Regions from separate parts of the Homo sapiens genome. Here region 1 is linked to region 2. A link is a loop called in an ENCODE intact Hi-C map of the cell type or tissue named here. Cell type or tissue: PC-9. All regions are shown on one strand. Each heading gives the region's core, and the rest is flanking DNA. Links, peaks and the distances in the headings are about the cores only. Region 1 overlaps SLC8A3 (solute carrier family 8 member A3). Region 2 holds the start of LOC124903341 (a long non-coding RNA gene).

Region 1 (14,871 bases), core at 2,223-10,222, 770 kb before region 2:
TGCACACACACAATATGCATATAATGGAGTATTATTTGGCCTTAAAAAAGAAAGAAATCCTGCCACTTGTGACAACATGGATGAAACTGGAAGACATTATGCTACGTGAAATAAGCCAGGCACAGAAAACACAACTACAGCATGATTTCACTCATATGTGGAATCTACAAAAGTTGGAACTCATAGACACAGAGTGTAGAAGGGTGGTTACCAGGGGATGGGTTGGGGAGAGAGGAAGCTGTTGCTCAAGGAGTACATACCTGAGGTTATAAGAGGAACAAGTTCTGGAGACCTAATGTCCAGCATGGTGACTATAGTTAATGATAATGTGTTGAGTACTTGAAATTTGCTAAGAGAGTAGATCCTAAGTATTCTCATCACAAAAAAGGGCAACTATATGAGGTGACAGATATACTAATCAGCTTGATTGTGGTGATCGTTTCACAATGTAAACAAATATCAAAACATTATTTTGTAGACCTCAAATATATATAATTTTTATTTGTTGGTTACACTTCAGTAAAAGTGTAAGAAAAAAGAAAAGAAAGAATAATGAATTGCCTTCAAGTTTACTAGTAAAGGCTGATCTTAGTTTTCGTAAAGTCAGTTTGACTTCCCTTCTCCTTTGTTCCTTCCTGAAAATGCCACAAATGCCATATGTCACACCTACCAGGGCCATGTTCCAGGAGTCTTTTTTGGATTCCCTTTCCCAAGAAGATGTCTTTTGAATCACCCCCTTCCTGGGGCCAGATGACTCTCCATTAGAAAATTGTAATCAGGCTCCTTAATCCAAATAGCTTTATCACAGTTAAATTTCTCTTTTGGAAATTTCCATCAGTCTGCCCTTGGCTTTTACTGGCACATCATCCATTCAGGTGCCCCCAGGGGAAGTGCCTCGCTTAGTAAGAATGGAGACAAAGGAGAGGAGAAGGGAACTGTGGGAGGGTGAGAGAACCAGTGCTGACTGGCTTCTCTCGCCTTCCCTCGCCTTCCCTCACCTTCCCCACCTGGACCCTGGCTGCCTCTCTAGGGAACTCTGTCTCGCTGGCTAGATCCAGCTTCCTCTAAGTCTCATTCTTTGTTCTGGTGTTTGTCACAAGGGTTCATAATATTCTGGGAAGAGCTTGAATTTGGCATCAGAAGACCTGTGTTTGTGTCTGCCTCTTACTATCTGCTTTCTCCTGGGAAATCATCTAACCTCTCAGAACTTCGTTGATAAAATAAGAATATCTACCACTTGTGGTTCTTATCAGACTCAAACACATGTATATGAAAAGCTTTTTGTGAACCATGAAAACCCACATAGACATAGGTCAGATTGCTCTTGGCCATCGATAGTAAAAATATCTATCTTTAATCACAAAGGGAGTGTGGCAGAGGCAAACATTCAAACACATTTCATCCTTTTGTAGTATAGAATGGTCAATGGGAAGTGGCTGCCCCACAAGGATGATATCTCCCAGTCTACTTTGCTTGTGAGTGGGTTGAAGTGACCAGCTTTTACTAATACAAGAATATCAGCGAAAGTAATGAGTACTACTTCAAAATCAAGGTAGTCAGAAGTGTGTGTGTGCTTTTTCTAATTTTTGTGCCATCTACTGATAGATGAAAAACACTCCAGGGCCCCAGAGTCCGACAGAGTTACAAAATAGAAGGAAACAGAGTCCCTGAATCATCACATGGAAGAAAGCCACCTGCTGACCAAGAACATCTTTATTGGATTATTATGGGAGTGAGAAATAAACTTTTATTTTGATAAGGTATTGAAATATTGGGGTTTATTACAGCAGCTAACATGACCCTAGTGAAAAATGAGCCAAAGGGATGGGCATGTTGTGGCTCAATCAGTAAGAAGTGCTGAAAATGAACACGTGCACAATGGCTAACAATGTCTTCTTCATATTGAATAATACACAGGCCATAGGGCCAAGGAGTTGCAAAGGGGCATCTGCAATGGTGTGTCAATTAAGGTAGCCAGGCAGTTTGAGTGTGTGCATGCACGTGTGCGTGCATGTGTGCACACATGCACACACACTACTTTTGTATATATTCTAGGATCACAATATTAAAGCTAGAAGTAATTGACTTCAGAGGTCATTTATGAAAACCTCACTTTATAGTTCAGGAAATTGTGATCCAGGGAGACAATGCATCCAAAGAGAAGATGGATTGTTAGTGGGGGCATCTAAACTAGTACCCAGGGCTTCAGATTCCTGGGATGAATTCCTCAATTCTCCTCCTATGGTTCATTCCAGCTTCTGTTTTGACAAAGCCTAACACCTGGATAACCCAGAAAGGACTCAGAAAATGGGAGCGATGATGGACACAAATGGATTTTGTGATTTTGTGATTTTGCATCTACCATTTAATCTGCTAAAAGGTTTTTTTTTTTTTCATTTTTAATTTAGTGGCTGGCAAAAAACTGAATGAGGCTTTTAGTCCAACCATTTTTCCCTGCCTGCTTTTTGTGCTAATCTGTTTCACTCACAAATTCCATTGACATCTTGTTCTTAGCCTCCATGGTAGGAATTGTGTTCCTGATGCTGCTTTATCAGCCCCAATTTTGGCCATAAGTTTAAGCCCAGGACCCTACTGCAGACACCTTCTAAACCTCAGCAGAGGGCACAGTGGGGCCACAGGTAGGATCCACTTACCCTTAGCCTTCCTCTTGACCTCTATCCTAGCCATGCTTACTGCTGCCATTCCATGACTGTGCCGTGTCATGCTTTACCCTTGTGCCTTTGAATGTGCTGTTCACTTTTTGTCCATCCTTCAATATGAAGCCCCTCACCAAAGTAAATCATGATTTCATCTTCCTTCAAGATCCTACTTACCTGTTACATTCTCTGTGAAGTCTTTCCCAATTCTTCCAGGCTGAGTTAATGTTTCCTTCCATTGTGTTCCCATGGCATTCTGTTTAGGTCACTCTTAGAGTGTTCAGGGCATAGGACTGCCATTAGCATTTGCACTTTGGTGTCCACATGCATCATAAACCTCTTCCCATCACTTGGCTTTTAGAAGGGGCAATAGTACCTACAATGTGATCATCACCCTCCTCTCCACACCTGGGTTGTTTGTACCAGAAGTGAACATTTGACACAAAGCACCCAGTCCATAGGCACTGTGACTGCCTTCTACAAAGGATTCTGCCTTCTCAGAATGGCCCTCTGGAGATGGAGAGTTGACCATATTCTCTTGATAGAGAATTTGCACTCAGAGGAAAAGAGGGAAGTTCCAGTTCATTGTGGTGATCAAAGCTGTGAGGTCATGATATAGTGTCAGGGCTGGTGACTGTGCTGGGCTATGTGCAAGAAAATAAATCAGAGGAAGCACCTTGGGAGATAAAGGAAGAGGATGGGCCCAATGGGCAGAGGGAAGCAAGGGTGAGAGAGGCCAGGTGGCTTGGGGGAGGTAGGGAATGTGGGCTCAGTTCCTGATGGCTTTCAGGCTCCTACGGCCTGGCTGTGCCTCCTGCCTTGGGTTCCACAAGATCCTGCCACCAGGCCTTCGCAGTATTGCCCCTGTTCTTTGAACAAGTTTAGTGGGCTTCTTGATCACTTGCCCCATGTAGACTGTGAGTTCTTTTGTTTGTTTGTTTGTTTGTTTTGTTTTGTTTTAGAGAGAGTCTTGCTCTGTCGCCTAGGCTGGAGTGCAGTGGCACAATCTTGGCTCACTGCAACCTCTGCCTCCTGGGTTAAGCAATTATTGTGCCTCAGCCTCCTGAGTGACTGGGATTACAGGCATGTGCCACCATGCCTGGCTAACTTTTAAAAATTTTAGTAGAGCTGTTAGCCAGGCTTGTCTTGAACTCCTGGCCTCAAGCGATCCACCCACCTCAGCCTCCCAAAGTGCTGGGATTATAGGCATGAGCCACCATGCCCAGCCTAGACTGTGAGTTTCTTGAGGTCAGGAACTATGTCTTGCTCTTCTTTGTATCACCAGAGTGTCATTCAATATATTCAACATGCTCCTAAATTTTTTGTTGAATGAATGATGAGTAAATGAATGAGTGAAGACATGTCTGTTGGTAATAGGTGCAGGGCACTGTTTTCCTAGCTGGAGTCTGTCACGGCCAATGCCTTTCTGATACAGAAACCTCCTTCCTCCATAATTACCACAGCTTTTACTACTACTTACATCTTCCAACTTCGCAAAGTCCAGGTTTTGACAAGTGGCATTTTCCTGAAGTATTTTTGCTTAGAATATACTGGGTCTGACACATTGGCACCTGAGTGTGAGAGGAGGTGACACCTTCACCTGAGTCACGTCTCCTCACAAGAAGCCCACAGTGGCCCCCTGGACCTTTCACTGAAGAAACACAGGTAGAAGCAAGCTGTATGTAGAGAGATATAGTATAGCTTTTATTTTTTTTTTGAACCAACCCAACATTTCCACTGGCAACTGTCAACATAGCTTATGACATGAGCACTGTTTCTTTTTTAATTATTTTTTTCTTAAAAAATGTGTTTAAAATTAACAGGTGTTTTTTAATTTCTTCCCCCCCCCCCTTAGAAAATGTATTTATGTCAATGCAGAAAGCCTAAAGATCCGTGGGCAGTTTCGTGATGACATCTTATGTCTGTTTATTTGTGTGTTTGTGTGCGTGTTTTAAAGCCAGGTCCTTCCCACATTCGTTGAGAAAAGGTCTGTAGGGCACGGAGATCTCTTTCTCCAAAAACCCAGGCTCCAAGGGATTATGACAACTAAGATTCCTCTTACTGGAGCAAGAACTACCCCATAGGCTGGAAAAATAGCTTCATGAAGTTTAAGAACAAGCAGGAACATGGGAGAAATGAGGAATTCCAGTTCCTATCTTGTAAAAATGCTTTCATATGTGACCTGAGGGACCAGGAGAGGTGAAGGGAGCCCCTGGTTCTCTTATAAAATCTCTAAGTTTTTACACCACTTCAAGAAATATAGTCAGCCCTCTTTGTATAGAGCATTAGGAAGCAAGAGCGTGGTGAAGCTGACATTTCTCAGGCACATTGACATTTAAAATACAAACTTTTCTCTTAAAGATCTCACTGGTTGGACATCTCTTCTCTCCTGCCTCAGGTACAAAGCCAAAGATAATCAAGAAGGCCTGTATCCCTTTTGTTCTTCCAGTAGCCCTTTGTCGTCACACACCATTCCTATTTTTGTCCCATCTCTTCTATTTGGCGGGTCTTCCTGCAGAAGGATACACAAGTGGACACTGACACAACAAGACACACAGAATTGGAAAGGCTTGGGCAAAGAGGGACAATTGCTTTTTGTATCTGACTTGATTCAACATAAGCATAAAAAGCTCCTCCTGCTCCAGTTGAAGCTCCTGTAAGATCTTTAGTACCCTGCGTGGGTGAGTGAGCTTATTTCTACCCCAACACCATCACTCCTCCCAAGAACTCAGAGAAAACAGTGAGATGGGGAACTGGATCTTGATGGAGCCAAGAGGTGGCAGGAGAGCATGTGTCTAAAAATTCATGTTTCTCTCTGTTGGCTCGGACCTGGAATTCCTTTGTGGCACCTTTTTCACTCACTTCAGAAAAAAAAGACAAAACAAAATAATAAGCAAAACCTAATGGCAAAACGAAAGCAACCACAATAATGATTACAATGAAAAAAGAACCCCACCCCAGCCACATGAATGTGACTCATTTTCACGTCTTGTCAGCTGAGTGAGATAATAGGGACATATGGAATTGGGCAGAGAGGAGAAACCCTGCTTCCAAAGAAATGAGAGGCAAAGGAATAATCAAAAGATGGAATAGAAGGAGGCGAAAGGCTCTGACCTTTGCTTTGGGTCAGGGATATGAGGGGGAGATGGGGTGGAGGTGGATTTGTTGCTGTTGCTTGTTTGTATTCAATTAAATACTGTGTAAAGTCGGTGATTCCTCCATTGTTTGATTGATTAAGACTTTGCCCTTTCAGTTAATTGCCAGGGCCTAAGTTGGGTGAAGTTCCTGGGGCTTAGGTCCTGATGCTGCCTCTCCAGGGCAGTGCAGTCGGGAGAGATCACTGGTGGGGAAGTGCCCTTCTCTTAGGAGAAGTCCTAGGCCTGCCCTGCTGGAGGCTCTGTTGTGTGGCTTAGAACCCCTTGATGTAGCAATAGGCCTCTAGTGTGGCAAAGAGTATGTAGAGGAGCCACAGGCTCACAAAGAGCCATGTTGTGGCGAGCTTGCAGCCACGGGGGCCACCAAGCTCCCCTCCCAGGTGCGGCCGCCTTCGGTACAAGAGCACGCTGATGCAGACAAATGCAAAGATGGTGAAGAGGGTGACGGAGAAGGCCAGTGTGCCGGCCGACACGTGGAACTCCTGTCCCTGCAGAGCCCAGTAGATGGCGGCCACGGACCAGGCCAGGCCGATGCCCAGGAAGACATTGACGGCGTTGCTGCCCGTCACGTTGCCAATGGAGGCGTCTGCATATACATCCTGGAGGGCAGCAGCTTTGCTGGCAAACGTATCTGGAAAAGGACAAAGACACATGGGAACTGGTAGGAGGCTAAGGTGTGCAGGGCTTGTCTTCCAGTATGCCCAAAAAGCAGCTTGAGCTGGTGGGCTGAACCCAGGAATGAGAGACAAGGGCTAGGGGGCCACTCCTAACTCCTAGTTCTGCCGCAAGCAAGCCGTGTGGCCCTGGGTAGGTCACATCCCTAGTCTGGGCTTCCCATTCCTCATCTGCAGTGATCTGAAAGATTCTGAAGGGCTTTCCAGTTCTGATATTTACTGAGTGGGCTTATTGTTCTCCTTTGACTACTTTTTCAGTAAGGGAAGTTTGCCATCCCATAATATCTCCCCAGGGAACCTTGACACCCTGGGAAGCTGCTTGGAGTAGATGCCTGATTTTAACTGTCATATGGGGCATTTATTCACGAACCACCAACAGTTATTGAGCAATGCCTACTGATTGAGCACTGGGTGAGGTGCTGGATTTTGGGGACAGAGGACATGTTGGGGAACCATGATGGGGACATGCAGGGTGAACTGTGGACTCAAGGAAGACGGGGCTCTGTCTTTGTGGTTTATATATGTATCACAGGGCCTTGCAGGGTGTTTGACTTTAGATCTTGGCACAGATTGTAGATACAGGGAGGACTGTCAGAGACATCTAGCCCAATTCTTTTATTTTACAGGTAAGAAAAATAAGGGTCAAAGAATTTACCCAAGGTCACATAGGATGTTAGCAAGAGACTTGACCCTAAAGTCCTCATGTAAGGACCCTTTCCATACCTTCAACTATATCCAAAGAGCTTCAGCCAAAGCCACTAAATCAGATGAGTGGATCACAGGGTAACCTTCTTAAAGCCTCAAATGTTGTTAGCTGTTGTCTTGGCCAATTGCAAGGACTTGGAGATGCCCAAAGGTATCTGCCTGGCTTACCTCATTATTGCCATTTTTTTTAGATCTCCCAGAGAAAACCTCTTACCCTTTCTTGCCTATGGCCTTGTTTTTTTGTTTGTTTGTTTGTTTTTGTTTCTGTTGTTATTGTTGTTTTTTGCTTCTGATCCTCTGATATTTCTTCCCACCTCTATGCTTTCCCCCATATTTCCTCCCTCCCCTCTGATAGTTCAGGTCCCCCAAGGCTTGGAGAACAGAGATCACAGGGCATCTCATCCACAGGCCTTCCTGGGATCATCCATCTAATTTCCAACCTTCTGATGCATTTCCACGATAGCTAAATCTCTTGCATCACTAATGGACAAATAATACCGCTGGCCTGCGCTGGGGTTTTGGAAAGAGGTTTTCCTAGAATTTGATGTGAATTCAGCTACTCTCTTGAAGGATATGTTTGCTTGGTACAGGAAAGATTTCCCTTGGCCCAGCCAGAAAAGTCCTGTCTGATGAGATTCAGCCTAACTTCCCTGCAGGAGGATGTGCTCTGTTTCTTTCTGGGGCAACTGGGATGCCAGCTCCCTGGCAGAAGTTCAGAGTTCAGAGGCCCCAAAGCCCCTAACTGAATTAAGTAAAGAACCTGGGCTAGTGCAGCCCCTGTCTACCTGCTAACTCCTACATTCAGGCCCAACTTCCTTCCGTATGCAGTACCTTTTCTTTTTCTTCCTAGGATTTAACAAGATAACTTTAATTACAGTAGTTGAGAGTTGCCTCCTTCAGTAGATTATAAACTCCACGTGGAGAAGGAAGCATGTGTATCTTGCCTTTCACTATAGTCCCAAAAACTAGCACAATACTGTAACAGGCATAATAGGTGCTCAGTAAATATTTGTTCAATGAGTAAAGGAATGTCCGCTCCTTTCTGTTTGTCTCTGAGTGTTCCTAAGAAAAAGAAAGAGTATGTAATTCATCCTATAAAAAGATAAAAGCTGTGGAACTTCCTTTGGCTGTCCTGCTAGGAGATACTTTGTACTCACAGTGTCCTTCCAAGTAGAGGAGGCCAAGAATGTATGTGGGCATTTCTCCTTTGATATCTTTGAGCTGGCTAATCTTTAACCTCTCAGAGATCGCCAGAGGTAAATAGAAGGAGAACAATATCTACATTCTTTTAATTTCACTGTTTGTGGTCTACTCACATAATGTGGAGGTTAAGAAATTGGACCACTTACTTGGGCATGTAGCTTAACCTCTGTGGGCCTCAGTTTCTTTGTCTGTGAAGTGGGGATAATAACTTACCCTATTTAATAGGGCTTTGGGAAACATTACAGGGGGAAAATGTAAATGTGTAAATTGCTGAACACACATGGTGTCTGTCACATTGAAAGTGCTCAAGAAATATTAGCTGTCATTACTAATGTCATTATTCATCTCTTTGATTGACTTTTGTGCACTTTAAGGGCAGAGGCTCTGTTAAGTTCAGATCTGAGATGGTGTGGAAGATAATGAGATGGAGTCCAGGGGTCATTTGAACCAGGTAAAATCCTCTTTGCAAATTCAAGCACCTCTCACTCTCACCTGGGACAGAGGTGCCAAATGCCACGAAAACAACAGCTGTGACTGAATCTTTGAGACCAATGGTGCAGCCGAAGTGCGAGGCCAGGTCCCCAATGATGGCGGTGAGCATGCCAATGATGAGGATGGAGACGGCGAAGCAGGCCCAGCCGTGGCAGTACTCTGTGGGGGGCACACAGGCAAACAGCACCTTCCAGAAGACAGTCAGGAAGTGCATGACGTAGTCAAAGCAGGAGGGCAGCCTCTCCTCCCCGGATTCATCCTCATCCTCATCCCCTGCTGAAGGCAAGATAAACAGGCAAGAGAACGGGTAACGAAGTCAGATAATCATTCATGAGAAAGTCAAGCCCAACCCGCACCACAGGCATCATCCGCTAGAAGGGGACTCCAGCTGTCTTCTGGGCAGCTGGTGGGGGCCAGGGCCAGCGTGCCAGAAAATAGTGGGGAAACAATTTGGGCTGCCTCATAGGTCAATTTGAATGCAGGGCACCAAGGTAGAGTGGGAGAGAGAGGGCCAGGGAATAAGGAAGAGAAGAAAGAAGGAGATTAAGAGGGACAAGACAGTGGAGCAGAAAGAAAGGAGGATGCAAACCATCATTCTCAGCAAACTAACACAAGAACAGAAAACCAAACACTGCATGTTCTCACTCATAAGTGGGAGTTGAACAATGAGAACACATGGACACAGGGAGAGGAACATCACACACTGGAGCCTGTCAGGGGTGAGGGATAGGGGAGGGATAGCATTAGGAGAAATACCTAATGTAGATGACGGGTTGATGGGTGCAGCAAACCGCCATGGCACGTGTATACCTATGTAACAAAACTCTATGTTCTGCACATGTACCCCAGAACTTAATGTATAATTAAAAAAAAAAAGAAAGGAGAATGCACAGGCTGCATTTTGTTGTCTAAGGAGAGAAGTGAAATCAGTTCGGTGTGGCCACTCTTCACTGGATGCCAGCAGGGCTCCTCTCAAATTTTCTGACCTGACTGCTGCAATAACCATTGTGGTTCTGGTCATTATCTGTCCCCTGAGGGATGGCTGTCATTCCAGATCACGAGAATATACTGCAGAGCCAGTGCCCTCCTCCAAACATCTCATGGGAAAAAGCAGGATGGGCCTTGATTGTCCTTGCCAGGAAATGTGGGCAGAGTTGCCCACTCAGCAGCCCTGGAGGGGAGGGTATGCTGAGGCATGCCTGTGCCTTGCCAACGGCAACTTCTGTCATGTTTTGGCATAACCGGTAGAAGCTGGGGTTTGAAAGAACAGGAGTCAGAACACTTGGGTTCTCATTCCAGCTTTGCCATGAAGAAAATCTGTAAGCTGGGGTAAATCATCTCTTATTTCTGAACCTCAGTCCCCTCCTTTGTAAAAGGAGCAGGGTAGATGATGTGGCCTACATTCCGTTTATTGTCTTGAGGGGCACAGTCAGGTCATCAGAGGGGGAGCTAGAAAGATCTAAAGCAGGTGATGAGAAAAGTGGGGTAGCAGCAGCAGCAGCAGCAGCAAACCTCTCTTCCTGGCTGTCTTTTTGCTCTGGCTCTGGGGCCTTGGGGATATGACCCTGTGGGTTGCTATGACAACAAAGTCTCTCAATAAAAGACAAGGCCAGGAGGCCTCAGTGGTGCTGAGAGGTGATAGTGATGGTGGTTGGGAGACCTTTTCCGTCCCTGTTCCAACCAGCAGTCCCCTCAGGCTTCTAGGACTCCCGGCTGTGCTGTGGGTCACTACTGAGGGAGCCTGTCAGTAAATGCCGAGGGAGGGGTATGGAATCATCCAGAGTGTTTTGTTGGAGAGTCAATGCAACACATTTTATAAACTCCTAACTCCCACATCTCTAAATCAGAATTGTCCCACATTTTACAGAAGAGCGGGACCAAACCCATGAAAAGAAAGAATGACAGAAATCAGAATTTATTGAGTTTGGATTTTATACAAGACTCTGTACCTTTCTACTTTTCTGAGAAAGGTAGCAATAGTTCCCCTTTGGAAAGAGGACATTGAGGTCAGAGAGGGTACATTGTTCCAGTTCACACAGCAGAACAACGATTTGAAACCAGAGATAACCATGTTTTTCAGATACGCCATGATTCTTTTCCAAGCAGGCACCTAGGACCAGAGCTGGGAAGACTGAACACACAAGCCTTCCTAGGGACTGGCAGGCTGTTAACGTGGCTTTACGCTTCCTTCTCAGAGGTTGCCTGCTTCTCCCAGCAAGGCCAGCCTGAGACACTTCTCACCTGCACTGACGGTGATGGCCTCCATGAACTGGTCCCTCCAGGAATGGGTCCCCACAACCAAGGCCAGGTTTGTCTTCTTGATCAGTTTGTCCACCGTAGTCTGTTAAGAAGAGAAAAACTTGGAACCATGAGGTTAGAATGCTCAGAACCAATGAGGAGTCTGGTTCTTCAAAGGAATGAAAGATGCCCTGTCTCCAAGGTGTTCTGACAGTTACGCATGGAATGGCCTTGGGCGATCTCTTTTGAGGCAATCCTTCTATTTCCCTTTGTTTTTGGTTGTAATCTTTTTGTTTTGTTTTGTTTGAGACAGGGTCTCACTTTGTCACCCAGGCTGGAGTGCAGTGGTGCAATCATGGCTCATTGCAACCTCAACCTCCTGGGCTCAAGCCATCCTCCCACCTCAGCCTCCTGAGTAGCTGGGACCACAGGCATGTACAACCACACTGAGCTGATTTTTATTTTGTTTTATTTTTTATAGAGATGGAGTCTCCCTATGTTGCCCAGGCTGGTCTCAAATTCCTAGGTATAAGTGACCCTCCCATCTCGGCCTCTCAAAGTGCTGAGATTACAGGCGTGAGTCCCTCACTGCCTGGCCTGGTTGTGACTTTTGAAATTGGCTATTTAGAATAATACAATAATGAATAATAATAATGATGTTAATATATCTTGCCCTGTAGTAGTGAGTTTTAATATTTTTGCTTTAAAAACACAGTTAAACAATAATGATAATACATCTCAGGACTTTCTAGTCCACTTATTTCACATTCTATATTATGTTTCCTAACAATATTCCTAGCATACAAATGGTCAGCACTATTTGTTTCATGTTACAAATGGGGAAACTGAGACCTGGGGTGGGTAAGTGATTTGTTCAGTTTCAACTTCACATATTCACTAGTGAAAGTGGAAAAAAACACCCCAGGTCTTCTGCCTCCCACTTTAATTTATTTATTATTCAATTAGACCTCACTGTTTGCCTGACCTTGAACTCATAGGACTCTTCAATGATGACTTCTAGTTTGGGGTGTTCACCCAATACTGGCTTTCCCATCTCTGCTATCCTCTTGGCCTCCTCTTCTTCCATAGTCAGCTTCCTGTCTGTCACATCTGCAACAAAACAAAATCAGACTCGCTTTAACACCTTTTCCATTCCCTGGAAGGATACAGCTCAGAGTATTAGGCATGGGCAGTGGGTACAAAGCAAATAACTCTTGGGAATGGGGAGTTTATATATATTTTTAGTGCCTTTTTTATGAAGTACTAAACACTTTATAACCAGACCATGAGAATGTGCCTTGCAGACTGGGATAAGCGTTCCTCTTTCTCTTTTATACCTGGGTGGACAACCTGACCTAAACATCTCCTGAGAAATAGCATCAAGTGAAGTTCTCAAGACACTCAGTGAGATGTTGGGGAACTGGGAAGAAAGGGCAAGTGTTTTGACCTTGAACTATTTTGAACTTTTGGGCCTGTTTGTTCAACCACTTCCTGTAAGAGTTCTTGAAGGTGCAGAAGTACATTTATTCAAAGGAAATGTCTACTGGTTTCACAGCATCTTGACTCATTTACCAATGGTCCCTTCTCATGTTGAACAGTTTTTTTGTTTTTTGTTTTTCCACTTTGGCTGATGAGTCCATTTTAAGAGCACTTCTCCATGAAGACATGTTTTCTGGATTAGAGTGAAATAGAGATTGAATCTTTTTATTCCCCTTTAATTAGAAAATTGCTCTTGGCAGCTTGTTTCTTTCAGAGCTCATTTAAACATCTTCCCATCCAAGTCCACATTCTCACATGCAATTATTTCTTTTATTCAGCTCCTTAATTGCTTTCATTCCACACAGTAAACCTCCTAGGGGAATCCTGTAGTCCTTGGATAATCTCAAGGACAAAATGGGTCAGAGGCCAAGAAGGTCTTTTGTCTCTAGCTGGGGAATTGGTGAAGCAAGGGCAGTCGTGAGACTCCAACTCTCGAGTTTGCAAGGAAAGAAATTCACTGAAAAGACTATAAGCCAAGGGTTTAAATTACCAAGCAGACAGCCTTATATTTTATGTAAGAATTTTCTTAGTTGGACTGCATGAAGATGGTATGAGAGTGTGTGGAGACTTCCTGAGTTCGCTGTTTTGCTCAGTGTTCGGGCACCAAACACAGAAGGCAATCCTAAAATGTCTGGGAGCTGTCCGTGGTGCTGTCCTTCCTCTAGTGCTGGTGGCCACTTTTGGAAACAATGTTTTCTCAAGGATCCATGTCTTTCTGCATATGTCCAAGTCAGCAGACATCCTCTAGCAGCCTGACTTCATTTAGTCTATTGAATTTGAGTCTCTGATTAGTTAATTCTGAAGGTAAATCTGGGTGAATCTAGGGTTCTGGCTATAGGCCAGCAACCCTAGAAGCCAGACTGCAAGCTACTCTGGGAAAAAGCCCTTAGAAAAAGACACACAGATTCCATACTCTTTTCCTTTACTTGCAGGTTTAAGCACCATATCACAATGCCTATCTTAGCAGCGACAGTATTATTCCACTCCTTCCTCCCCAATTCCCCCATGTCATACTTTACATGTGACACAATAACTTTATACCAATATAATGAGCTCTCCAGTGACATATAAATGTACCTGTCTAACCCCTTGTCTACCTATCAATCTAGCACTATATCCATCTGGCAGGATATTGATCTACTTACTGACCTGTCCACCTCTGTGGTGACAGTCAGTTTTTCCATCTAGCTTTCTGCAAAAATCCCTTTGACAAATAACCAATCCTCTATCTTTGGATCTCCCACAGTCCCACAGAGGCTCTCTGTATATATTTGTTAATTGATTGAGTCACATGCCTTTAAGTTAATTCTAGTTTCTAGTTTCTCGGTTTGGCAATAATTCCTGCCTTTTTCTATTTTTGTCATGATCTTTCCTTTAAATTCAAATGTTGTTAATTTCTTGAGAGAATTATAAGTCTTCAATTTAGAGGACCATAGTGATTCTGATATCTTGTTTATGTGACTCCTCAGAATTTCAAGTAAAGAGAATAAATGGCAGGTGATCTAGATATTCAGACTGACTAAATAAACTCTCAGTTCTAGGAACAGGAAGAGAGGCTGGGAGGGGAGAGAAAGATAGAATATGAATAGGATGGAAGATTGAACAAATATTGGAAGGACAAAGAGCTTGCCAGGCCAGACAAGAATAGGATGTTGTGAACACTCTGCAGAGTGATGTAGCTAGTGCTCTTCCTGCAAGGCGCCTGAGCTTGGGGGTGGGGGGGTGGTTAGCTCAGAATGAACATATTCCCTCTGTCTCTGTCCACCTAGGAAAATTAAAACCAGTATTTGAGATTTCCAACGAATTGAAAGGCTAATCAGCGCTCCTAAATTAAAGGCTTACAGATTGAAAGAGCTAGGAAAAGAAACATTTCCTTTTTCCCATTTTAGCTTCTATTGATGTTTGCAAATATGTTAAAAGTAGAAAGAAACTTAAATTAAATCACAATCTTTGTTATGCATTTATGTGAGGGGGGGCGGGTGGAGGAAAGAGTTGGAACAAAGAAGCCTTACATACCTTCACAGGCAAGAGGATGAGTGAAGTAGAGAAGAAAAACCCAATGTTATGAAATCAATACCCTGGGAGAAGAATGAAGAACAGAGGGTTGAGGATAGCCCTTATTTTGTTGGTATAAAAAAGAAGCAAAAAGCCAAGGAAGCTGGAGTAACTGTGTTTTTTCCACAAAAGAAAAATGTAGGAGTTACCTAC
Region 2 (14,871 bases), core at 3,114-11,113:
TTTTTTTAAAGGCCATAAGAAAATAATTGTCTTGATAAAATTTTAACTTAGGACTGGGTATGGTGGCTCGTGCCTGAAATCTCAGCAGTTTGGGAGGCTGAGGCAGGAGGATCACTTGAGCCCAGGAAGGAGACCAGCCTGAGCAACATGGCGAGACCCCTATCTCTACAAAAAATGTTAAAATTTGCCAGGCATGGTGGTGCAAGCCTGTAGTCCCAGCTGTTTGAGAGGCTGAGGCAGGAAGATTGCTTGAACCTAGGAGGTCAAGGCTGTAGTGAACAGTGTTTGCTATACCACATTCCAATCTGGTGACAAAGCAAGACCCTGTCTCAAAAAAAAGAATTTTTTTTAACTTGAGGGAAAAAAAGTTTTACAAACTGTAGACACACAGCAAAACAGAAACAGGAAAAAAAGTACTAAAAAGAGAAAAATGTCAGTAGTGGGTCTCTAAGTAGTCGGATTATGAGTAATTGGGTAAGTTTATTGTCATTTTGCTTCTCCATAATTTCGTATGTTCTACTATTTAGTTTTGTGGATTCCTTCCCACTCCCTGGGAAGAGGGGAAGAGAGGAGAAAAATCATTGATTCTTCTCAATAGGAAAACTAATTCCCTGTGCAACTTAAACCTTTAATACCATAGCATGTGTTTAGAATCTCATAAAGAATCATTCATCAAACATTTCAACAAGTCATTCAGTTAATATTTGTTGAATGGGTAAGTGCTAGGAATTCAAATGAGGGTAGATCTTTCAGACTAAACTTGTCTGGCAGGGTTGCATGGAAGAAGCAGAACCAGAACTGGTCCTGGAGGGGAATGGGGTGGAGCAGGGAAGAGTGTGTTCAGGAAAGGAGGGTGGGAATAGGCACAGCCACAGACGTAGGAAAGCATGGAGAGGGGACCATTTGGATGGAATAGAAGGATGAGAAAGAACTGAAAAGATAGGTTGAGACCAGACTGTAGAGGGCCCTGTAATCACTTGATTCACACTAGTAATTATGTAATTGATTATTTGTAATTATTTAATGTCTGGTGCATCCACCATAAGGGTAGGAACCAGTCTGTCTGGTTCTCCACAGCTCTCCCAGCACCTAGAGAGTGCTTAGCACATAATTGACTCTCAGTACTTCTTTGCAACTGGATGGCTGACTTGAATCCCAGGCGAAGAAGCCTTGGTTTTGTTCAGCATGTAAAAGATTATCACTGAAAGGTTTTGAGTAGGGCTGTGGGGTGATCAAATACTGCCTTCCCTGAGGACTAGAATGGATGAGGAGATGCTTAAGTTGGGCATTGAAAGATATGTACAACCTGATTAATAGAGAATAAAAGATGTGGAAATAGAAATTAATGTAGTGGGTAGCAATAATAGAAATTTCATCCAGAGAAGAGGAGAGAATGCAAAAAGGGAGTGATGGGAAATAAAACTGATGAAATAAAAGAAGGGCAGATTGTAAAAGACTTTGAAAGTCAGGTGGAATTACCAAGATTTTACCACTATGAAGTTTTTGAGGAGGGGATTGGCAGATGTCACCCCAAAAAAGAAACATTTTCTCTACCACGCTGAAAAGCATAGCATAAGGGAGAAAATAGCAATCAAGATGCAAGTTGGCATTAGACTTAAGTCAACAGATCATGGTTTATCCTGGCTTTGTCCTTTAAAAATGCTGTGACTTTGGGCAAGACACCAGTTTGAACCTCAGTTTCCTCAATTTTAAGTAGGTGTAATAATAATACCTGGTTTTAATGGATGTTTACAGGATTAAATGAGACAGGACATGCAGAAGCTCTTAGCTTGCTGCTCACACCCAGCAAATAGTCAACATATTTTTTTCCTTCTTTCACCTGCCCATTACCCCCAAGAAACACTCTTTAATTACACCTAGGCCTCTTGACTGAAAGTTGAACCCAGGGTTTTCCCTAAAGGAAAGAGAGAGAAGGAAGGAAGGAAAAAGGAACAGAGGCCTCTGGGAGGCCGAGATGGGTGGACCACTTGAGCTGAGGAGTTCAAGACCAGCCTGGGCAACATGGTGAAACCCCATCTCTACAAAATAGAAAAATTAGCCAGGCATGGTGGTGCCTGTGGTCCTAGCTTTTGGGAGGCTGAGATGGGAGGATCGCTTGAGCAGAGATGTTGAGGCTGTAGTGAGCTGAGATTGCTCCACTGCACTCTAGCCTGGGTAACAAAACGAGACCCTCTCTCTCAAAAAAAAAAAAAGGAACAGAAAGGAGAGGAGAGGAAGGGGTGAAGGAAGGAGGGAGGGCAGGAGGAGAGGGAAAGAAAGAAAGGACGAAAAAGAGAAAAACAGGAAGGAAGCAGGGAGGGGAGAAAAGGAAGGAAAGAAAGGAGGGAAGGGAAGAAAGAGGGCAGGCATCATAGACTATTGAAGAATTTGGGGTCTTGGCTTCTGACTGAGTTTGAATCTATGCTTACTGTGTGCCATTAGGCAAGTTAACCCTGCTGTGCCCCAGATCCCTCACCTGGAAATTAGGGATAATTGTACCTATCTTATATATGTTATGTGCTTAACACATAATCTAGCATGTAGTTACTGGTATTATTTGAGCCTAAACCGTGACTTAGTTAATGAATGTCACCCTTTCCTTGATTCTTTTGGGAAATATTTAAAATTAGTACTTTGATGTAAAAAAAAAAAATCCCTCAAGCAGACTTTTACCTTTTTTTTTTTTTTTTTTTAAAGAAACAAGGTCTCACTGTGTCACCCAGGCTGGAGAGCAGTGGCACGATCATAGCTCACTGATCACATGGCAGCCTCAAACTCCTGGACTCAGTGGGTCCTCCTGCCTCAGCATCCTGAGTAGCTGGGACTACAGGTGCGTGCCACCACACCTGGCAAATTTTGTTAATTTTTGGTAGAGATAAGGACTCACTGTGTTGCCCAGGCTGGCTTCAAACTCTTGGCCTCAAGTGATCCTCCTGCCTCCATCTCTTCAAATGCTGGGATTACAGGTTTGAGCCACCGTGCCTGGCCCCTTTGACCTTTTCTAAAAGAGCCAGCCCACCACTTTCACCTCTCATGTGTACCATTTCAGGAAAGAAGCCCTAGTTCCTGTTTCATAAACTCCATTTGCATTAAATATGATTTTAGGCAAATGGTTTGGGCAGATATGTGGCAGGGCTGATGGAACAGACCTGTGGAGTCAGACCCAGACAAGTCTTGATCAACTTGTCATGACTGTGGGAGGCCTTTCACCTCTCTGAGCCTCTGTTTCATTGTTGGTAACATGAGATTGTATAAAATGGGGTTGCTGTGAAGGTTAGATGAAGTAAGAGGTCCTCCTGGCAGTGCCTAATACATAATAATAAGTGCTTAATAAATTGTAAATGTTATTACAGTTGATAGTATTTAATTCCTCTATGAGGAATTATGAGTTAATGTAGCTTGAACCACCAAAAAGGTAAGAAATCTTTCCTCTTTTAGGAAAACCTCAGTTCAGAAAAGCAATAAACTATGGGGGGGGTGGCTGTTTAGAATGTTGCATCTCTGGAGAGCAAGTTGCATTTTAACAATGATCAGAGCCTTTAATTAAGGAGTGAAGGTCAAATCATTTCTGCTTCATCCAGCCTGGTTGCAGAGTGAGCCCATGGGACAGCCCTCTGAAATTATACTGCTTACAACCATGCTGAGTCTGCAAGGACTTCGTCCAAGCCTTTCCGTCCAGGACCTCAAACAGATCCAATCACAAGAAGAGAGATTTCAGGAAAGAGAAAATTATTCCTATCATCGGGGTTTTTGAAGAACATGAAATGACTGGGAAAATAATCATGTTAAGTGGAAAAAAAAAAGAAATCTATCTGTTGTAATTTTCAAATAATTTTTAAATAAATTTGAAAAATTAAGAGAACTATATATATAATACATTCCTAATCTTGTGAAAAATATATATGCATTAATATTATTGAAAGAAATATATCAAAAGGTGAACAGCAATTATCACCAATCTAGATTATGAGATTAGGAGTGATTTTTTTTCTTTGTCCTATACTATTTAATATTTTCTACCATTAAAATATTCTGATTTTCTAATTAGAATAGTACGTTAGACAAAGAAGGACAAATATCACATGAACTCTCACTCTCTTATGGAACAGATCTTGTGGAATCTAAAAAAGTTGAACTCATAGAAAAAGAGGAAAATGATGGTTACCAGTTAGAAAAAAGGAATAAGTTCAAGAGATCTATTGTACACCATGGTCAATATAGTTAACAATATATTTTATACTTTAAAATTGCTAAGGTAGTAGATTTTAAGTGTTCTCACCACACAAAAAAATAAGTATGTGAAAAGCATATGGTAATTAGCTTGATTTAACCACGCCACAGTGCATACATATGTCAAAACATCATGTTGTATACTATAAATATATACACTTTTTGTCAATTTTAAACAGGTTATAAAAAAACATGTTATTGTTGATAATTATGAAAAATTTTAATGATGTGGAAATGTGTACAGTATAATGATAAATGAAAGAGTAGTAAAAATCCTTATAAAATATAATTACAAATGTGTTGGGTGGATAATATAAAAATCTTAACAGCTATTTCTGAGCTAAGTGGTGGAGCATGGGTAATTTTTAGTGCCTTCTGTGTCAGGCTGTTCTTGCATTGCTATGAAGAAATACCTGGCCAGGCGCGGTGGCTCACGCCTATAATCCCGGCACTTTGGGAGGCCAAGGCGGGTGGATCACCTGAGGTCAGGAGTTCGAGACCAGCCTGGCCAACATGGTGAAACCCCGTCTCTACTAAAAATACAAAAATTAGCCAGGTAAGGTGGTGCGTGCCTGTAGTTCCAGCTGCTGGGGAGGCTGAGGCAGGAGAATCGTTTGAACCCAGGAGGCGGAGGTTGCAGTGAGCTGAGATAGCCTGGGTAACAGACCAAGACTCTGTCTCAAAAAAAATAAAAATAAAAATAAAAAAGAAATACCTGAGAAAAGGTAATTTATAAAGGAAAGAGGTTTAATTGGCTTGCGATTCTTCAAGTTTTACATGAAGCATGGCAGCATCTGATTTTAGGGAGGCCTCAGGAAGCTTCCAATCCTGGCATAAAGCAACGAGGAGCAGGTACGTCACATGGCGAAAGCAGTAACAAGAGAGAGAGTAACGGGGGAGGTGCCACACCCTTTTAAACAATCACATCTCATGAGAACTCACTATCCTGAAGACAGCACCAAGGGGATAGTGCTAAACCATGCATGAAAAATCCGCCCCCATGATCCAATCGCCTCCCACCAGGCCCCACCTCCCACATTGGGGATTACAATTCAACAAGAGATTGGGGCGGGGACAGACGGCCAAACTATGTCACCTTCATTTTACTTTTCTTTTTCCTACAGCAAAAATAACCATGTGATATTTGTGTAATTGTAATAAAGAACTACAAAATCACTTTTATCTTTTTAAATACAAAATTCAAACTAAAATCATTATTGTTAGTTGGAGAGATGGTGGAGGAAGGAAAACAGAAGCTGAGGATGACACTACTAATAAGTAACAATAATGACAATGACTCCTGTTACTTAACGGCTTGCTTAGGTTCACAGTCTTTTTTATTTGCTAGACGCTTTAACGGCTTCTTCCAAGCAAACAAAAGTCTTGGAATCCAAACAGTCCCTTTACTCCTCACCCCTCATACCTCATGGAGGGAAATTCTTGGTTATGTGCAGACACATATGTGGACTAAGTTAGCATGGCTGTGGCACCCCTTACCTGACACGGATTTAGACTTTAGCTTTTCAAACGTTTTGGTCTGTATTTATTTATTTATTGAGACGGAGGCTCACACTGTCACCCAGGCTGGAGTGCAGTGGCGCCATCTCCGCTCACTGCAACCTCCGCCTTCCCAGGTTCAAGCGATTGTCCTGCCTCAACCTCCCGAGTGGCTGGAATTACAGGCGCCCACCCACCACACCCAGCTAATTTTTCTATTTTTAGTAGAGACGGGGTTTCACCATGTGGTCTCGAACTCTTGACCTCAGCTGATCTGCCCGCCTCGGCCTCCCAAAGTGCTGGGATTACAGGCGTGAGCCACAGCGCCCGGCAAACCTTGGTCTTTAAATCACGTTGGCAAGACTGAACTCAAACGTAAGCTCTCTGTTTTGGTTTTGAGAGTTGTGCCTTCTTATCTAAAACAGTAACAATTTAAATATTTTTGTTATTTAAACAAACCAATAAGATCTGAGGAATGAGCAACCGTCACAGTTGTCTGAATAACACATTGCACGGTAGTGGTGGCTGTTTCATAACGGACTTGGCACAGCAGTGCCCTCTTAGAGACAAAGGTGGACCATTGCGCCGCCGTGTGGTATTGAGGGGTATGGCGCCTTCTTCCTTTTATAATTACGCTTTTTCTAGTTAAGAACTAGAATAACCTTCGCGGTCGCTGGGTGGAGCCCTTTCAATTTGTTGTGTGGGCTAACTAAGTGTGGAAACTAAGACTCAGGCAAGTGATGTTACTGGGGCTTGAACCCAAATCTTCACCCTTTGTGCTCCCAGCTTTTCAAGTTAACTCAGGGATGTCTGCACATAGCTGGAGGGAAACGGAGCTGTCTTATGCAAAACTCAATTTCACATTCAAAGAAACTGAAGTGTAGAGAGGATAAGTGACTTGCTAAAAGGTCTGCGCTAATTTGGGGTCCTTCGTTTTTTATTCTACTCATTCGTTTATTCACCAAATATTTATACACGTGTCTACTACATGTCAGGCACCATTCAAGGCACTAGAGATAAAATAGTGAACACAGCAAACAAAAATCCCTTCCTGCAAAAATCCCTTCATCTCTTCCCTTCATAAAGCTCATGTTCTAATGGGGGAAACAAAGTAAGCAACTAAAATATATAATACCAGATTAGAGAGGGGTAAATGCAAAGAAGAAATAAAAGGGAAGGGGGATACGAAATGTTAGGAGGGGCTACTTTTCTGAGTGGCCAGAGAAAACCTCCTTGATAAGGTGACTGGTGACTTTTTTTTTTTTTTTTTTGAGATAGAGTCTCACTCTGTGGCCCAGGCTGCAGTGCAATGTCATGATCTCAGCTCACTGCAACCTCTGCCTGCCAGTTCAAGTGATTTTCCTTCCTCAGCCACCACGTAGCTGAGACTACAGGCACATGCCACCATGCCCAGCTAATTTTTGTATTTTTAGTAGAGACAGGGTTTCACCTTGTTGGCCAGGCTGGTCCTGAACTCCTGACCTCAGGTGATCCACCTGCCTTGGTCTCCCAAAGTGCTGGGATTACAGGTGTGAGCCATGGCACCCGGCCAACAAGGTGACTTTTGAGTAAAAACACCTGAAAGAATTTAGGAAACCAGTCATACAGATACAGGGGAAGAGCATTCAGGCAAACTGCATGGTAGTGCAAAGGCCCTAAGACAGGAAAATGCCTGTGTATTCATGAAAAGATAGCAAACTCAAGGGTAGTAAGAGCTATAAGAGGTAGGGTGGCCTGTTCACATGGGGTCCTTCAGGTCAAAGGAGGACTTTGGTTTTACTTTAAATGAGACAGGCTATTGAAGAGGTTTGTTTTTGTTTTTGTTTTTGTTTTTTTCTGAGACAAGGTCTCACTCTGTTGCCCAGGCTGGAGTGCAATGGCGTGATCTCAGCCCATTACAGCCTCAACCTGCCGGGCTCAAGCGGTTCTCCCACCTTAGCCTCCTGAGTAGCTGGGACTACAGGCATGCGCCATCACACCCAGCTAATTTTTGTTGTTGTCGTTGTTTTGCTTTGTTTTGTTTTTTGTAGAGACAAGGTCCCACTATGTTGCCCAGACTGTCTCGAACCCCTGGGCTCAAGCAATTCTCCTGCTGTGGCCTCCCAAAGTACTGGGATTACAGACGTGAGCTACCATGCCCTGCCACACCGATGATTTCAATGAGCAGAGGAGTGGTGTGGTCTGCCTTTTCAACAAGATCACTCTGGCTACTGGGTTTGCAACAGGCTTCAGAAAGCAAGTGCGGGGACTGTGAGAGGAAGGGACTATTCAGTAAGCCTGTCAAGGGATAACAGCAAATTAGAAAAGGGAGGTGACAATGGGTATGGTCAAAAGTGGCCAGAATTTAGAAATACATTTTGAGGGTAGACCAACCAGGTTTGCTGATGAATCAGAAAGGGAATAAAAGAAAGAGAGGAGTCAAGGATGACATCAAGGTTTTTGGTTTGAGCAACTGGAAGGCTGGCGTTGCCATTAACGGAGAATGTGGGAAAAGCTGGTTTGGGGGCAAATCTCACCAGTTTAATGTTAGACATGATAAGTTTGAGATCACTGTTCTATACCCAAGTGGAGATGTCAAGTGGGCAGTTGATTACATCATCTGGAGTTCATTCAAGAACTGTTAAATGACAACAGTCTAGTCCCTGAGAACCTTAACTCTATAAAATGACTAAGGGCGCAATAATGATTAGAAAACATTCAGACTCAAATAATAAAATACTTTCTCCTTTAACGTGGTTTTCCAGATTTCTACTCAAGGAGACCTTTTAAGTGGCTATTCCTTTCCTAGTTGAAGGCTGTGAATCTTTTGCTCACAGACATGAGACATGAGTCTCCTGACACTGATGAGACCTTTAAGACAGTTGCCTGTTCTCTGGGTTACTGGATGGAGCCCTTTGTGAAGTCAGTGGGAGCCCCAGAGAGAAGCCTGCTTGGCCGGTGGAACATCAGGGAAACTCTCTTGTGCTTTGTGTTTTATGAAAAGTAGGGGAGATTCCAACCTGAAGCCTTCCCATCTTTGCTTCCTGGGGTTTTGTTGATACCCAGGTCAGGTGCAATTGCTTGCAGCTTCATGATGTCTCTTCGTTATCTTATAGTCTGCCCTCTTCCCCAGCTCTGTACATGATGGAATTGCCATTCTTTTGCATGGGTACACTCCTTCCTGGGATGTGGGCAAGGGATGGCAGAGTGACTGACAGCTTATTGAGTACTAGGCAGTAGGTTGGGCACTGATAGACATACCCTCCATTAGTATACGAAGACGAAGCCACCGACCTACCAACTGTACCACTCACTGTAATCACAGCCAACATTTATATACTATTTTAGAGTTCAGAAAACACTTTTACAGACAGGTGCCAGTATACTGACTAAGAGTACATACAGACTCTGAGGCCAGGCACAGTGACCCATGCCTATAATCCCAATGCTTTGGGAGGCAAAACCGGAGGATCACTTGAGGACAGAAGTTCAAGACCAACCTGGGCCACAAAGTGAGTCCCTCCCTGTCTCTACAAAAAATTAAAAACTTTGCCAGATATAGTGGTGCACACCTGTGGTCCCAGCTACCAGGAATTCAAGGTTACAGTGAGCTATGGCACCACTGCGCCACTGCACTTCAGCCTGGGAGAGGGAGTAAGACCTTGTCTATTAAAAAAAAAATACAGACTCTGGAACCAGGTTGCCTGAGTTGAATCTCAGTTCTGTCCAGTTCTGCCATGACTCACTGTGTGGTCTAGGACAATTTACTTAGCCTCTCTGTTAAGTCTTGGTTTCTTCAAGTGCAAAATGGAGATTTTAAATAATCCTAACTACCTCCTAAACTAGCTTAGAGATTAACTGAGATAATACGGAGGCAGCCCTAAGAGCAGTGCCTAGAACATAGTGAGCCCTCAATAAAGGCAGAAGGGATCGTACTACCTGGTTGGGACTTTTTAGCCAATTTTACTAATAAGGAAACGGAAGCCCAGGGAGTTTATTCAGTGTGGCTAAGTACTAAGGAACAGTACTAAGGAACAGAAGCCCAAGACCCAATCAGGGGTTCCTGCTTCTGACTCCAAAGCTTTTCCCACTCAGAATCCACTTCCTTAGGGAGTGTGGGTTTTATGTTAAAACAAGCCAAACTTTCGCACCGGCTCTTCTGGTGTCTCCTAGCTTTGCTTCTGAGAAAGGACAGCTGAGGTTGGAGGGAATAACAGCAAAAATAATTGACATTCTTGGGTCCATCGGTCGGTGTGCCGGGCCTGTGCCAAGGACTTCACCTGCCCTTCCCATTCAATATTCACCAAAAAACCTATGTGCTAGGTACTTTGAATAACCACTTTATATAAAAAGTGGGGTGCAGAGCCACTAAGCAAGCAGGGGTGGCGTGTGTCGGAGCCAGAATCCATTATCGGCTCTCTGATCAGTTTACCCCCAGGAGGACCTTTCCCCGACCCCCTACCCCGCCGGGAGCAGCCTATCTTCGTGCAAAATGCACCGAGCTACATACAGAGGCTGCCTTCCAGGACTCAGCGCGGAGGGTTAGGCTGCCTCGAACCCCATTCTGGTAACTCCATCCCAGCTGGGACGCCGGGCCCTCTCCGCCCCTTGCGGCCCACCCCTCCCCTTCTGCCCCCCAACACGGGGACCGGGCGGGCTCTCGGTCGGCGCCACCGCGCCCCCGCATCAGGATCCTCGGCGCTGACGTTCTCTCCCCAGGGGGAGGAGGGGCCCAGGAAGGGTTAGGTCCGCAGCCAGTGCGGAGAAAGGGCCCTGGGCTCGGCTCCCACGCTCGGGCAGGCCTCCCGCCGGGGGATCGGAGCTGCGGTCACTCGCGGCTTCGGGGCCGTGGCGTCCCGCGCACAGCTTCCGCGCCTCTGCAAGGCGGTGAGTCGTTTCTTCCCGGCACAGGAGGGACAGTTTCCCCACGTGGACGCGGGGCTGGCAGCGGGAGGGGCAATAGCGCTGGCGGAGCTTAGGGTTTCGCGGGAGCAACCAGCGCGCGCCTCTCTCTCTCCCCTCCCCTCGCTCGCGCTCGCTCTCCCCCGCCCTCTGTCTCTCCCCTCTCTCTCTCTCGCTTTCCCCCCACTCTCTTGCTTTCCCCCTTCTCTCTCTCTTCCCCTCTCCTCTCGCTCGCTCCTCGTCTCCCCTGGCTCTCTCGCTCTCCCCTCTCCCCGTCTCCCCACGCTCTGTCTCGCTCTCCCCCGTCTCTCTCCCTCCCCCTCTCCTCCCGCTCTCTCTCGCTCTCCTCTCTCTTCTCCCCGACCCCCTTGCGTTCTCTCTTTTTCTCTCTTCCCTCGCTCTCCCCTCCCCTGCCCCGTCCCTCTCCTCTCCCCTCTCCCCACATCTCTCTCGTTCGCCCCTCTCTCCCCTCTTCGCCCTCTCTCTCTCCTTCCTTCTTCCCACCCTCTCTTCCTCCGTCTCTCCCTCCCCGCCTCCTTTCCTCCTTCCCTTCACCCCCACTTTCCTTCTTCCCTCCTCCTCTCCTCCTCCCCTCCTCCCCTCCTTCCTTCCTCCCCTCCTCCCTTCCTCCGCCCCCTCCTCTTACAGGGAAGGATGCCCTCGGTTTCGCTGCGCTCTCCCAGGAGCGAACTCCCGCAGCCGCTCAGGCCAGCGCCAGAGACCTTGTCCCTACCAAGGCGGGCCGCGCCCCTTGGTGGGCTGGGCTCAGGGAGCGCGCTTTGCACGCTTCAGATGTCTTTGTGGGAAGCCTGGGAGTAGCTAGGTGTGAATGTGCTGCCCTTAATTTAAGCCACCAGTTGTAAATATGTGTTCTAGTGCATATTAATAACTCTCCCTCGACCCACTCGCCTCCTGCCACTCCAGTTGCTCCAACAGGGACCCCCTCTTCCCTTCCCTCGGGCCAGCAGCTCTTCCTGTACAGGAGAAGCGATCTGGGTAGCTCAGGAGCTGCCTGTAGGTCTGCGTATGGCCTGTTTCTCTTTCTTCCCCTCTGTCCCACACTCTCCGCTCACTCCTGTCTCCCTGCTGTCACTCTGCAGCTATGACACTAGATCACTAATAAGGGTAGGTGAGAAGGAAAGGGAAGAGGAAAAGAAAATAACAGCCATTTATTCTGATAAACCCTCAACATGTGACACCTGGGTTCCTTCCAGGCATTTGCTGTGAAAATAGGTGGTCCTGGTTCTCAGTAGTCCCAAAGCCTCTAGTCCGGATGGGGGTAGAATTGCCGCAGATGCGGAATCCACTAACAGTCGAGGAAGCTTATCTTCCTGGAAGCCTTCAGCCTCCCACTCCCACCTCTGCCCCATTCTGTTTGCTTCCTCCCTGTCTCAGCTTCTGCTTCTCTCCTTTTTATAACCTGCTGCTAAGAAAAGTCTGAAAACTTGAATTATAAATACATAATATATCAAGTATTGCCTGAAATAGAGATTTGAAACCTAAAAGGGAGGAAAGAAAAGAAGCATCTTGAATTCTAGGAGAAGCAGTCCTGGGTGCCGCGTCCCCAAGGACTGGCTGCAGCTTCTCTCGGCCGCGGTTGCCTCATTTATAACATGGGGATACCCATCCATACCAACCATGGTGCAGGGGATTGCACCAGATCATTCTCACATCTCTTCCAGCTCTGAAGAAATGGAGGTGAACAGAGGAACAGCCACTCCCAGCAAGCAAGGGAAGAAGAATCTTGAAAGCCTGTGACTTCACAGAGACTTCTTGATTGATGCCCCTGAAATCAGCCTGCCAAGTGTGGCCTCTGCAGCATAAATACAAGGAGTCTGATGACACAAGACGGCGTCTGATGATAGTTCTGTCACCCTCAGCCATATTATAATTCCATGTCCTCGTAGTCACCCTGCCATAATCCCACCATTTCCTGCAAACACAGCTTCTCCTGCCTGATGAAGTCTTACCTATCCTTTAAGACCTAGCTCCGACCGGGTGCAGTGGCTCATGCCTGTAATCCCTGCACTTTGGGAGGCCGAGGCAAGTGAATCACTTGAGCCCAAGGAGTTCTGAGACCAGCATAGGCAATATGGCAAAACCCCAGCTCTACAAAAAAAAAAAAAAAAAAAATTAGTTGGGCATGGTGGTGCACGCCTGTAGTCCCAACTACTTGGGAGGCTGAGGTGGGAGGATTGCTTGAGCCCAGGAGATCAAGACTGCAGTGAGCTGAGATCATGCCACTGCACTCCAGCCTGGGTGACATAGTGAGACACCATCTCAAAAAAAAAAAAAAAAAAAAAAAAGGTCCACACTCTGGGGAGCCTTTCCTGACTATCCTGAGGATACAGGGGATGCTTCCTCTGTGGGTTCCCACAGGATCGACCCACACTTAGATCCCTCACCACTTTACTCTGCCATTTACTCCCCTCCCTTGACCATCAGTCTTTGAGGAAAGGGACTTTGCCTTCTTCATCGTTGCCTGGCACAATTCTTGCTTTTCCTACCTTGAATGAAAAGAGATGATAATCCTATGTAATGACAAATGACTTAGATTTTCTCATTTAACCCTCACACAACTCTGGGAGAATGAACACAGCTGAAGTGGCTTGTCCAGGTCATTTTGTAAGTGGTGGAGCTGTATGATCTTGCCCACTTCAGAGACCATAAGCTCTAGCTTGCAGCTGTCCCTGACTGCCTTCTGCCAGGTGATGGGAAGCTTCTCACAAAGGCAGTGTCTACCTCAGCTTCTTTCTCCTTTCTCTCCCATCAAACTCAAATGTGAGGCAGCTAAGAAAGTTGAGTCAGCTCCTGAGAAAATTCAGGTTTTAATAACCTGCCTTCCTTAGGTGCTTGTCCAACTCCTCTGGCAAGGACCCTTCTTGGAGGGCTGAGATTGTTTTCCTGGAGGCCACCAGACTTCAGGCTTCTAACCTCAGAGCCTGGGTGCTTTGTCTTACAGCATGGTCTTTCTGAGCTGCTGGAGACCTCTCAGGTGTGAACCTAGTCTAAGCCACCATATAACTGGGGTTCCAAAGGCTTATCTCTGTTGTTATGAATCATCCACTGGATACATAGAGGGATGATAACTGGTTGCGGATCATTAGGTTCCTGTCCCTAGAGTTGTGTGTCCCAAAGCAAGCCACTCAGCATTCTGGACCTCAGGTTTTTTTCTGTCTTCCTCTTTCTTTCTTTCTTTCTTTCTCTTTCTTTCTTTCTTTCTTTCTTTCTTTCTTTCTTTCTTTCTTTCTTTTTTCTTTCTCTCTTTCTCTCTCTCTTTCTTTCTCTCTTTCTTTCTTTCTTTCTTTCTCTTTCTTCCTTCCTTCCTTTCTTTCTTTCTTTCTTTCTTTCTTTCTTTCTTTCTTTCTTTCTTTCTTTCTTTCTTTCTTTCTTTCTTTCTTTCTTTCTTTCTTTCTTTCTTTCTTTCTTTCTCTGACAATTTCTCTCTGTCACCCAGGCTGGAGTGCAGTGGCATGATCACTGATCACTGCAGCCTCAATCTCCCAGGCCCAAGGTATCCTCTTGGCTTAGCCTCCCAAGTAGCTGGGACTAGAGGCATGCATCACTATGCCCAGCTTTTTTTTTTTTTTTTTTTTTTTTTAGTAGACACAAGATTTCACAAATGTTGCCCAGGCTGGTCCCAAAGTCCTGAGCTCAAGTGGTCCTCCCTCCTTGGCCTCCCAAAGTGTTGAGATTACAGGCGTGAGCTACCTCGCCCAGCCTGGACCTCAGTTTTCTCATCTGGAAAACAGAAATTCAATTTAAGAAATATCAACTAAGGGAGGCTGAGGCGGGAGAATGGCTTGAACCCTGGAGGCGGAGGTTGCAGTGAGCCAAGATCGTGCCACTGCACTCCAGCCTGGGCAATAGAGTGAGACTCCATCTCAAAAAAAAAAAAAAAGAAAAAGAAAAGAAATATCAATTAAATGCCCATCATGTACAGAGCCCAGAGCTAGGTGCTAGAGATCTAAGTGCAAAGGTAAAAAGATATAATCTACGCCCTCAATAAATGTAAAGGCAAATAGAAGAGATACAATTTTTTTTTTTTTTTTTTTTGAGACAGGGTCTTGCTCTGTCGCCAGGCTGGAGTGCAATGGCACAATCTGGGCTCACTGCAACTTCTGCCTCCCAGGTTCAAGCAATTCTCCTGCCTCAGCCTCCTGAGTAGCTGGGACTACAGATGCATGCCACCACACCCAGCTAATTTTTGTATTTTTAGTAGAGACAGGGTTTCACCATGTTGGCCAGGACGGTCTCGATCTC

What was found. A loop is a pair of places that touch in the nucleus more often than their neighbours do. Peaks named below come from ENCODE experiments on the same cell type or tissue, not always from the same donor. Only the 100,000 strongest peaks of a DNase experiment are listed, where the experiment ranks them.
Region 1: it touches region 2 in a loop (19-fold over the local background); 6 of 110 quality-filtered maps call a loop at or near these places.

The regions. Positions count from the first base shown.
Region 1 is chr14:70,039,881-70,054,751 of GRCh38, forward strand. It overlaps SLC8A3 (solute carrier family 8 member A3), which reads right to left. Exons shown (of 7, transcript NM_182932.3): 4 at 12,110-12,234; 5 at 11,128-11,227; 6 at 8,887-9,162; 7 at 4,335-6,443. The coding sequence ends at 6,067. Among named protein-coding and RNA genes, the nearest start is that of SNORD169, 69 kb to the left of the region's middle. RefSeq lists silencers at 13,191-13,392, 13,199-13,399. In PC-9, for the core only: a CTCF peak has its summit at 6,328 (motif pointing right); no DNase peak of the experiment used is centred there; H3K27me3 peaks cover 6,345 bases.
Region 2 is chr14:70,811,530-70,826,400 of GRCh38, forward strand. MAP3K9-DT (MAP3K9 divergent transcript) reads left to right here. Exons shown (of 2, transcript NR_184164.1): 2 at 3,582-4,519. LOC124903341 (a long non-coding RNA gene) reads left to right here and starts at 10,344. Exons shown (of 2, transcript XR_007064246.1): 1 at 10,344-10,593; 2 at 12,291-12,455. RefSeq lists an enhancer at 6,203-6,497 and a silencer at 10,264-10,463. In PC-9, for the core only: CTCF peaks have their summits at 6,367 and 6,566; a DNase peak (open chromatin) is centred at 6,332; H3K4me3 peaks cover 1,264 bases; H3K27me3 peaks cover 1,740 bases.